Linked DNA regions of Homo sapiens: region 2 is linked to region 1. Evidence: chromatin contacts called from ENCODE Hi-C or POLR2A ChIA-PET data. All regions are on one chromosome and are shown on one strand. The core of a region is the stretch at or near the end of the contact, and the rest is flanking DNA. Distances in the headings are between cores, read along the strand shown.

The links. Hi-C counts contacts between places; a loop is a spot of excess contacts on that map. ChIA-PET counts read pairs that join two places held with the same protein, here RNA polymerase II (POLR2A). Pooled maps may share reads with other maps.
Region 2: a loop to region 1 is called in a map of dorsolateral prefrontal cortex, with 3 times the contacts of the local background. The contact joins two enhancer-like sites. A Hi-C loop is called at or near these places in 17 of 168 maps with a recorded cell type or tissue (B cell, Caco-2, Calu3 and 13 more), 29 of 37 single-sample maps with no recorded cell type and 23 of 50 pooled maps. POLR2A ChIA-PET finds 5 or more read pairs at or near these places in 3 of 52 experiments (GM12878, H1 and OCI-LY7).

Annotation. Positions count from the first base shown.
Region 1 is chr2:231,225,357-231,229,099 of GRCh38, forward strand. ARMC9 (armadillo repeat containing 9) reads left to right here. Exons shown (of 25, transcript NM_001352754.2): 7 at 1,418-1,442. Among named protein-coding and RNA genes, the nearest start is that of ARMC9, 29 kb to the left of the region's middle. RefSeq lists an enhancer at 3,028-3,097. Within about 2 kb of position 2,160, at least 7 of the 41 ENCODE cell types and tissues checked have a DNase peak (open chromatin) inside an H3K27ac peak, as active enhancers do; they include dorsolateral prefrontal cortex, where a contact is called at or near this core.
Region 2 is chr2:231,295,583-231,299,325 of GRCh38, forward strand. It overlaps ARMC9 (armadillo repeat containing 9), which reads left to right. Exons shown (of 25, transcript NM_001352754.2): 19 at 616-671. Among named protein-coding and RNA genes, the nearest start is that of MIR4777, 65 kb to the right of the region's middle. Within about 2 kb of position 1,634, at least 4 of the 41 ENCODE cell types and tissues checked have a DNase peak (open chromatin) inside an H3K27ac peak, as active enhancers do; they include dorsolateral prefrontal cortex, where a contact is called at or near this core.

The sequences.
Region 1 (3,743 bases), core at 910-3,409:
ATATACCCAAGAGAAATGAAACATACATATGTCCACAAAACAACCTGTACACAAATGTTCATAGTAACATTATTCATAATAGCCAAAAAAATGCAAACAACTCAAATGTCTATCATCTTATGAATGGATAAACAAACTGTGGTGTTATCCAAATGATGGAATATCGTTTGATATCATCCAGCCATAAAAAGGAATGAAGCACTGATTCATGCTGTAACATGAATGATCCTTGAAAGCATTATGCTAACTGAAAGAAGCCAGTGGCAGGGACCAGGTATTATATGACTCTATTCATAAAATGTCCAAAAGAGGCAAATCTGGAGAGACAGAAAGTATATTAGTGGTTGCCAGGGGCTGGGGAGAGCAGGGAAAATGGGAGTAACTGCCAGTGAATACAGGGTTTCTTTTGGAGGATGATGAAAATGTTCTAAAATTGATTGTAGTGATGGTTGCATAACTCTGAAAATACTGAAAACCATTGAAATGTACACATTGATTGATGATTGATTGATTGATTGAGTCAGAATTTTGCTCTTGTCACCCATGCTGGAGTGAAATGGCGTGATCTTGGCTCACTGCAACCTCCGCCTCCCAGGTTCAAGCGATTCTCCTGCCTCAGCCTCCCAAGTAACTGGGATTACAGGCACCCACTACCAAACCTGGCTGATTTTTGCATTTTTAGCAGAGACAGGGTTTTGCCATGTTGGCCAGGCTGGTCTCAAACTCCTGATCTCAGGTAATCCACCCGCCTCAGCCTCCCAAATTGCTGGGATTACAGGCGTGAGCCACCACACTGGCCTGAAAGGTACACTTTAAATAGGTGAATTATACAGTACGTGAATAAAGCTATTACCAAAATACTAAGGAAAAGTTTAAGACAAATTAAGGGAAAAGAAACATGTTAAGTAACTGTCTTCAGTCATGCAGCCAGACGTGTGGGAACTGAGATTTGAACCCAGGCAGTCTGGCTCCAGAGTCTGTGGTCTTAGCAATACTGTGCTATGCTGTTTTCACCTCAATATCAATTTCCTTAGGATAAAGCTTTGAATTGAAGTTAGAGTTGAATTATGTATAAAATCAGATTTGCATTTTTAGTTGGCTTGGTAGCAGTGGGGAAGGCCTTTGGAAGGGGATAGGAAGGGGATAGGAGGCTGTTGAAATAGTGCAAGACTTGAATTCAGACAGTGATAATTGAAATGGGGAGAAGAGGACTTGCCTTCTTCTGAAATGGGAGTGGGTCAGGCCAGTATGGAGAAGTTGCTTAGCTATTTACAGCAACAGTTGGAGCTGGCCCTCCCGGCTCCGAGAATTCTGTTTCATCATGCTGAGGTGCTTTCTCACATTGGCCACAGGATGTCCGATACCCCAAGTACCGTTCCCTGAATGCCTGTTTTCCTGAACTTCTTTTTCATCCCAGAAGGAGAATGGACAAAGTAACAAAGGTAAATCATCTAGATTTAAATTTGTCTAAGAACAACTTTGCCAGTTCAGGTTTGAAGTAGTAAGATCGGTGCAAAGATGGAGAGAATTCATGATTTTGGCTTTAAGAGTCTAAATATTTATGAAAGGCTTTGCAGTCATAGTGACCTGCAGTTCCTTGAGGCCCATTTTCGGGAGGGCTGGTATTGTTAGCTTCGTCTTGCATGTCAGGTAGCTAAGCCTTGGAGAAATGAAGAGAATCCAATAACATCCCAAAGGGAGGTAACTGCAGCAGCAGCACATTTTCCCTAGAAGGTGTAGGGCAGCATGGGTAAGGATAGAGTTCTTTTAATTTAATTTATTTTAATTATTTTAATATTTAACTTTTACCTTGAACTAGTCAACTGGGGTCTTCGAAGACATATGGAGTACCCATTCTTATCAAGCATTTTCCATTCCCAAGTAGGAATTCCAGTCTTCAGTTTGTAGCATGAAGTGTTATTTTTCCATGGTCAATTGTTTTTACCAGAACTGTTCACTTTTGAGTAAGGTGAGAAAAAGTGTAGTTAATATGAAGTTGGTGGCCCCAGTTGGGGCGCTGTACCTCAGTTTTGCCTTTGATACTACGTTTTGACAGCTGCTTAAATGATGATGCTGGAAAGGGCCTGTGATGCATGTCATCCCTCTGGTGAGTATTGATGGCATAACCCTCAGTTCCCAGTAGGTGGAGTGTGACTACAGGAGATCTTGTTCCATGCGCCAGCACATTTGCCCTTTCAAAGCAGAGTCATGCCAGAGAGGATTTCAGAACTCCCTGCCATTGCTTTTTCCTGTTTCTTTTTAGGGAGTGAAACTCTTTTAAAGAAAGGAAGCATTAATTAGTAAATTATTTAGCTGTTTGCTCACCAGGGAGTTGGCAGATAAGCAATGGGGTTTGTCAACCTCAGGGAGAGCTTGGGTTTGGGTTTGTCACTCAAGATGGCTTTGGCAGCGTCAGCCTTTGAGAAGGCTTCGGATGCTTGGTTTTGCTCTTGGTAGCCTCAAGCATCCCCAGCTCAGCTGTTCTAAGTGTGTGACTGGTTCTGCCAGCCATGCTGACCCTTCTGTCGCTCAGAGGGGACAGGCCCTGCTGGCCCTTCATGGAGGAGCAGGGCTACAGATACGGCCCCATGGGATCAACCTGGACTGCTCCAAGGGTCGCAGGAGCACCCTGAGTCTTGGAGCTCCCCAAGGTTGCCCTACCCCCAGTACAGTATGTGGAGGAAGACTCCCAGCCTGCATCCTCAGCTCTGCAGGCCCGCTCTCTCAGTGCTAGCCTAGGCCCAGGCCTGGCCACGGTGCGTCCCGGGCCAGTTTGCTCACATCCAACACAGCTGGCATCTTCAACTGGACTGGGACTTTGGATCTTGCCCTGCAGCTCCTGGAAATACACCTCAGCCCACTGTTCCATTGCTGCCTGACAGACCATCCCGACTTGGTGGCACAAAACAATGACATTCACTTATAATGGTGATGATGAGCCTGCATGGTCTGGGAGCTGTGGGCTCAGTTAAGCTGTTCTCCCTCAGCGTGTCTCTCAGGTGCAGTCAGGCGGAGCGGCCTGGGGCCAACTCCAAGGCACTCACACGCAGAGTGGTGGTCGGTGCTGGCTGTCACGTGGGGTCTCAGCAGAGGCCCTTGACGAGAACACCTGCGTGGCCTTGTGGTCTGGGCTTCCTCCAGGCATGTTGCCTGGTTTCCAAGGGTGAATGTCCCCAGAGAGAGCCAGGAGGAAGCTGTATCACTTTTTCTAACCTAGCCTCTGAAGTCAGTCAGTCATTTCTGCTGCATTCTGTTTCTTGCAAGTGAATTCCTAAGGCCCCCTCACCTTCAGAGAAAGGAAATTACATTCCTCTTCTTGATGGGAAGGAGGGTGTGTCAAAGACTACAGGCATTTTAAAACCACCACCATACCCTGCATCTCTGGACCCTAGAGAACTGCCTTAGTTGTTAGTTGAATCTGCCAGGTCGCTGTTCTGAACTAGCCTTTGGACCCCCAGGCAATGGGGGCAGGAAGGTGGTGAGAAACTTCTCTCTCTGGTTCCTGAGTTTCTGCAGCTCATGTCCCCCTAGCATACACTGCATTTTTGAGCATAGCTTTCTTCTGGGAGCATTATGTAAATCTGATAAGTGGCCCAGTTTTGCAGATCAAATAAACATGGGAAGGGGAATGCAAATAAAAGAATTGTCTTTCTCTACAGGTTTTTAATGTTGGAATTTCAGTAAGGAGACCAGTTTTTAAGCCTTCTTTAGGGTCAATTTTAACTGAGTTTTCTGGAAGCCAA
Region 2 (3,743 bases), core at 384-2,883, 70 kb after region 1:
TCTTTCTTTCTGTAACTCCTTTGTGCTACCAACTTACTGCTCTTTTGTAAATTCTTAAAAAGACCTAGCGATGAACCACAGAGCCTTCAGGAACCCTACCTGCCATGACCACCACCCATACCGCCCGTGGAAAAATCATGGAGTTTAGAGATAGACTCGGCTTGAATCTCAGCTGCCTGCCACTTACTGGAAGTGAGACCAAGAAGTCTCTCTTTCCTCTCTGTGCCTCTCTGTAAAATGGGGGATAATAGTCAACAACATATTTGTAAGGATTAAGTGAAATAACGGGTATGGCAGAATCTAGCATGATGCCTTGAAATAAATATTTACTTACTTTTCCCTAAATTCCCCTAAAATTATATGCTGGCTTTTAATTTTCCCCATGCTACTATAATCATGTTCTGGTAAAAATGGAGAGATTTACTATTTAAAATTGCTTAGGATGATCTCAGACAGTGACTGAAATGGTTGTGATTAGGATGGTTAGGAGCATGATGACTTTGATGTAACCTCATTCTCATTAAGGTGTTTATGTCTCTGCAGAGGCTGACAGATTCTGTGGACCAAGGCTCCCACTGTTTATCCATTATTCATTGATTCTTTTTTTCTTTATAGAAGAGCTACCAGATGGTGTTCTTGAATCTGATGATGATGAAGATGAAGATGATGAAGTAAGTTGGAGGTTCTTGACACCACATAGAAAACCCATACCAAACTATTCTCTCTTTCCTGCCTTGACAAGTTAGTCCAGAAATGGAGATTTTTCATTCCTGCTACACTATTTCTCACAATTCTGAGGGTTGGCTAAAGCTCAGCTGGGTGGTGGTTCGGGTCTCACTTGGGGTCTCATGTGGGGAGCCCAGCGGCCATGTTTGAAGACTCCCACACTCATTGGGTTCACAGCAGAGACGCAGCATTGCATGTCATTCGAGTTTCATGGGAAGCTGAACAATGACCATTCTTCTGTGTGAGCTTTTGCTCTGAAGGGGCACGAGCCTCGGCCTGTCTTCCTCACCGGTGGGAGTGCTGGGCGTGTAGGCGCCTGGCGAGAGTCTCTGGCGTGAGGGGTCCTGGGTTTAGTTCAGAGCTAACGGAACTGACCAGTTTTCTCTGTTATTTGCATTCTTTTGACTTGTGTTTCCTCAGCTGTGAAAAATCTACTTGCCTGGTGTTTTAGAGCATGAAGGTTTAGAAGTTAATGTATGCGAGTCTCTGAAATGATGTAAAGAATGGTGACTCAGGGACTGTAGTTGGATTTTCAGATGACAAGATTTTACATGGTTTTCCTTCAGATACCTAGGAAGAAAAGACCTGTTGTCCCCTCTGGTCATCCTTGATTTGCCTGCCTTCATTTGCAGGGAGCAGTTACTCCTGCAGTGAATGCTGGAACATTTTCATCTATTTTGGGGGGAGCATTCACTGAAAAAGTGGATGTCAGAGGATGTTTTTTTGTTTGGAGTCGTGGCCTATCAGCTTGTAAAATGTGTAAAAGCCAGGTTTTTGATCACTGATGGCATCAGTTGGGAAAGAGGTATTTAAGAGCCCCTGCCAGAGAGGATCTGCTAAGATCTGCTGGGAGATGCTTCCTCAGCAGGCGGCCTCTGTGGCTGCCGTTTTCTTCACAGGCTGCAGGTGGCATCAGCGGGTACGTGCTCCTGCTGGCTCTTCCTGCCTTGTCCAGCAGTGCAGAGCTTGACCTCCAGATAGGGGTCCTGGCCCCTATCATCTTCTCCAGGCCCCTTTGTTTACAAAGGTGGAGGCAGAGGGAAAAACACCAGCTTGAGCTCACACAGAGAGTTGATGGTGGTAAAATTGGGTTTAGAACAGGAGTCGGCAGACACTTTGTGTAAAGGAAAAGATAGGAACTATTTTAGGGCTTGCAGGCCACACAGTCTCTGTTCCAACCACTCAATTCTGCCATTGTAACACGGTGGCTGTCAGCAGTACATAAGTGGCTGAACGTGGCTGTGTTCCTGTAAAACTATTTATGGACGCTAAAAATTTGAATTTCATACAATTTTTGCATGTCATTAAATATTCTTTCAAATACTTAAAAACACAAAAATCATTCTTAGCTGGCGAGCATAGGAAAGCAGGCACCTGACTCGTGGGCCATTGTTTGCCAGCCCCTAGGCAGTTCCCGGACTTGGGCAGCCTTCTCTTGATTATAATGAGTCACCACCTTTGTGCCTGGCCCTTCAATATCATTCTAAATGATAGTTTAAATTAATATTTAATTATTTGTTTTTAACAACTTTTTTTCATTGTGTCCTAAAGTTTGTCTCGAGATCTGTTTTCTTCCCTTCTTGTATCATCCCTTTGGGTTTTTCGGTTTGCTTTGGTTTTTCATTTTGCTTTGTTTTTGCTATAAATCCTGTTTTTATCTTATAAGGGAAAATTCATTTTGTTCAACTGTTCTAGTTAATGATGAGAACTCAATTTCTGGAAATTTCATTCTGAAAGCAATTGTCTACTGTAAATGAACAAATACAGAAGTCTTATAATTTTCTGGACTTTTGCTACTCTTTTAAGAGGTTGATGTTTGAAAATACTTGTGATAACTAGAATTTTCAGAAGATTTCTAGAAGAGGTTTAGTTGGAAAATTATAAGGAAAAGATCTGTCATTTGGGCCAAATGGGACTCTGTGATGAACCCCGGGCAGCAGATGGGGGCTCCTTCTCCCAGGTAAGCCTCACTGCGCATCACCGGTGCCAGCCGGGGCAGTCCGGGCACAGCCGGTCTTGCCTGGATTTTACTCAGCTTTCACCGGAGGCTAGCATTACGTTTATAACTGTCTTTCAAAGTTGGAGGGAAAAAAGAGAGTGACAGATCTTAGGCTAAAGAAAATTTCTAAGAATCCTTTGAGAAGTAGCACTGTTGTTGGAATGTGGTTATCACTTCCCAAGGTGACAGCTCTGAAGGAGACAGCAAAATTATTTGCAAGGTGTTGGAGTCATACCTTATCTTGCTTAGCAGTGTAAATGTTCTTTCATTTAATATTTAGACCCAAAACACAGAAAAATGAAACCACTGTTTTCAGTTAGCTGCTTAGCAACTCTAAAGATAAAATGGTTCTAATGGGGCCAGGCACGGTGGCTCACACCTGCAATCTCAACACTTTGGGAGGCCGAGGTGGGCGGATCACTTGAGACCAGCCTGGCCCACATGGTGAAACCCCATCTCTACTAAAAATACAAAAATTAGCTGGTTCATGGTGGCGTGCGCCTGTAATCCCAGCTACTAGGGAAGCTGAGGCACGAGAATCACCTGAACCTGGGAGGCGGAGGCTGCAGTGAGCTAAGATCCTGCCAGTGCACTCCAGCCTAGGCAACAAAGCAAGACCCCATCTCAAAAAAAGTGGGGGGCTGTAGTGGGATGGGGCCTGAGACCAGGGTAAATTATGCTCACTCTAAATCACATTGAGCTGAAATCTGTGCGCTCACAACTTCCACCACTGCTATCCCTGCTTCACTGGAAACTCTCAAGAGAACCCCTGATGCAAAGTCTCGTTTTTCTCTGTAATTTATAATGACTTGATCTAATGTGCTAACCTAACAAAGTTATGTCTGAATATACATACGTTTATATACTAAAATTTTAAAAAAAATAAAGGTAGAGCTAGAAATGCATCTTCTGATTTATAGACTGTCTAGGATATAATGTCAAATAGAAAAAGGAAATCATAAAGTAATTTGACCAATAATTTCGGAAAAAGCAAATGTATAAAGACACAGGGCTATGG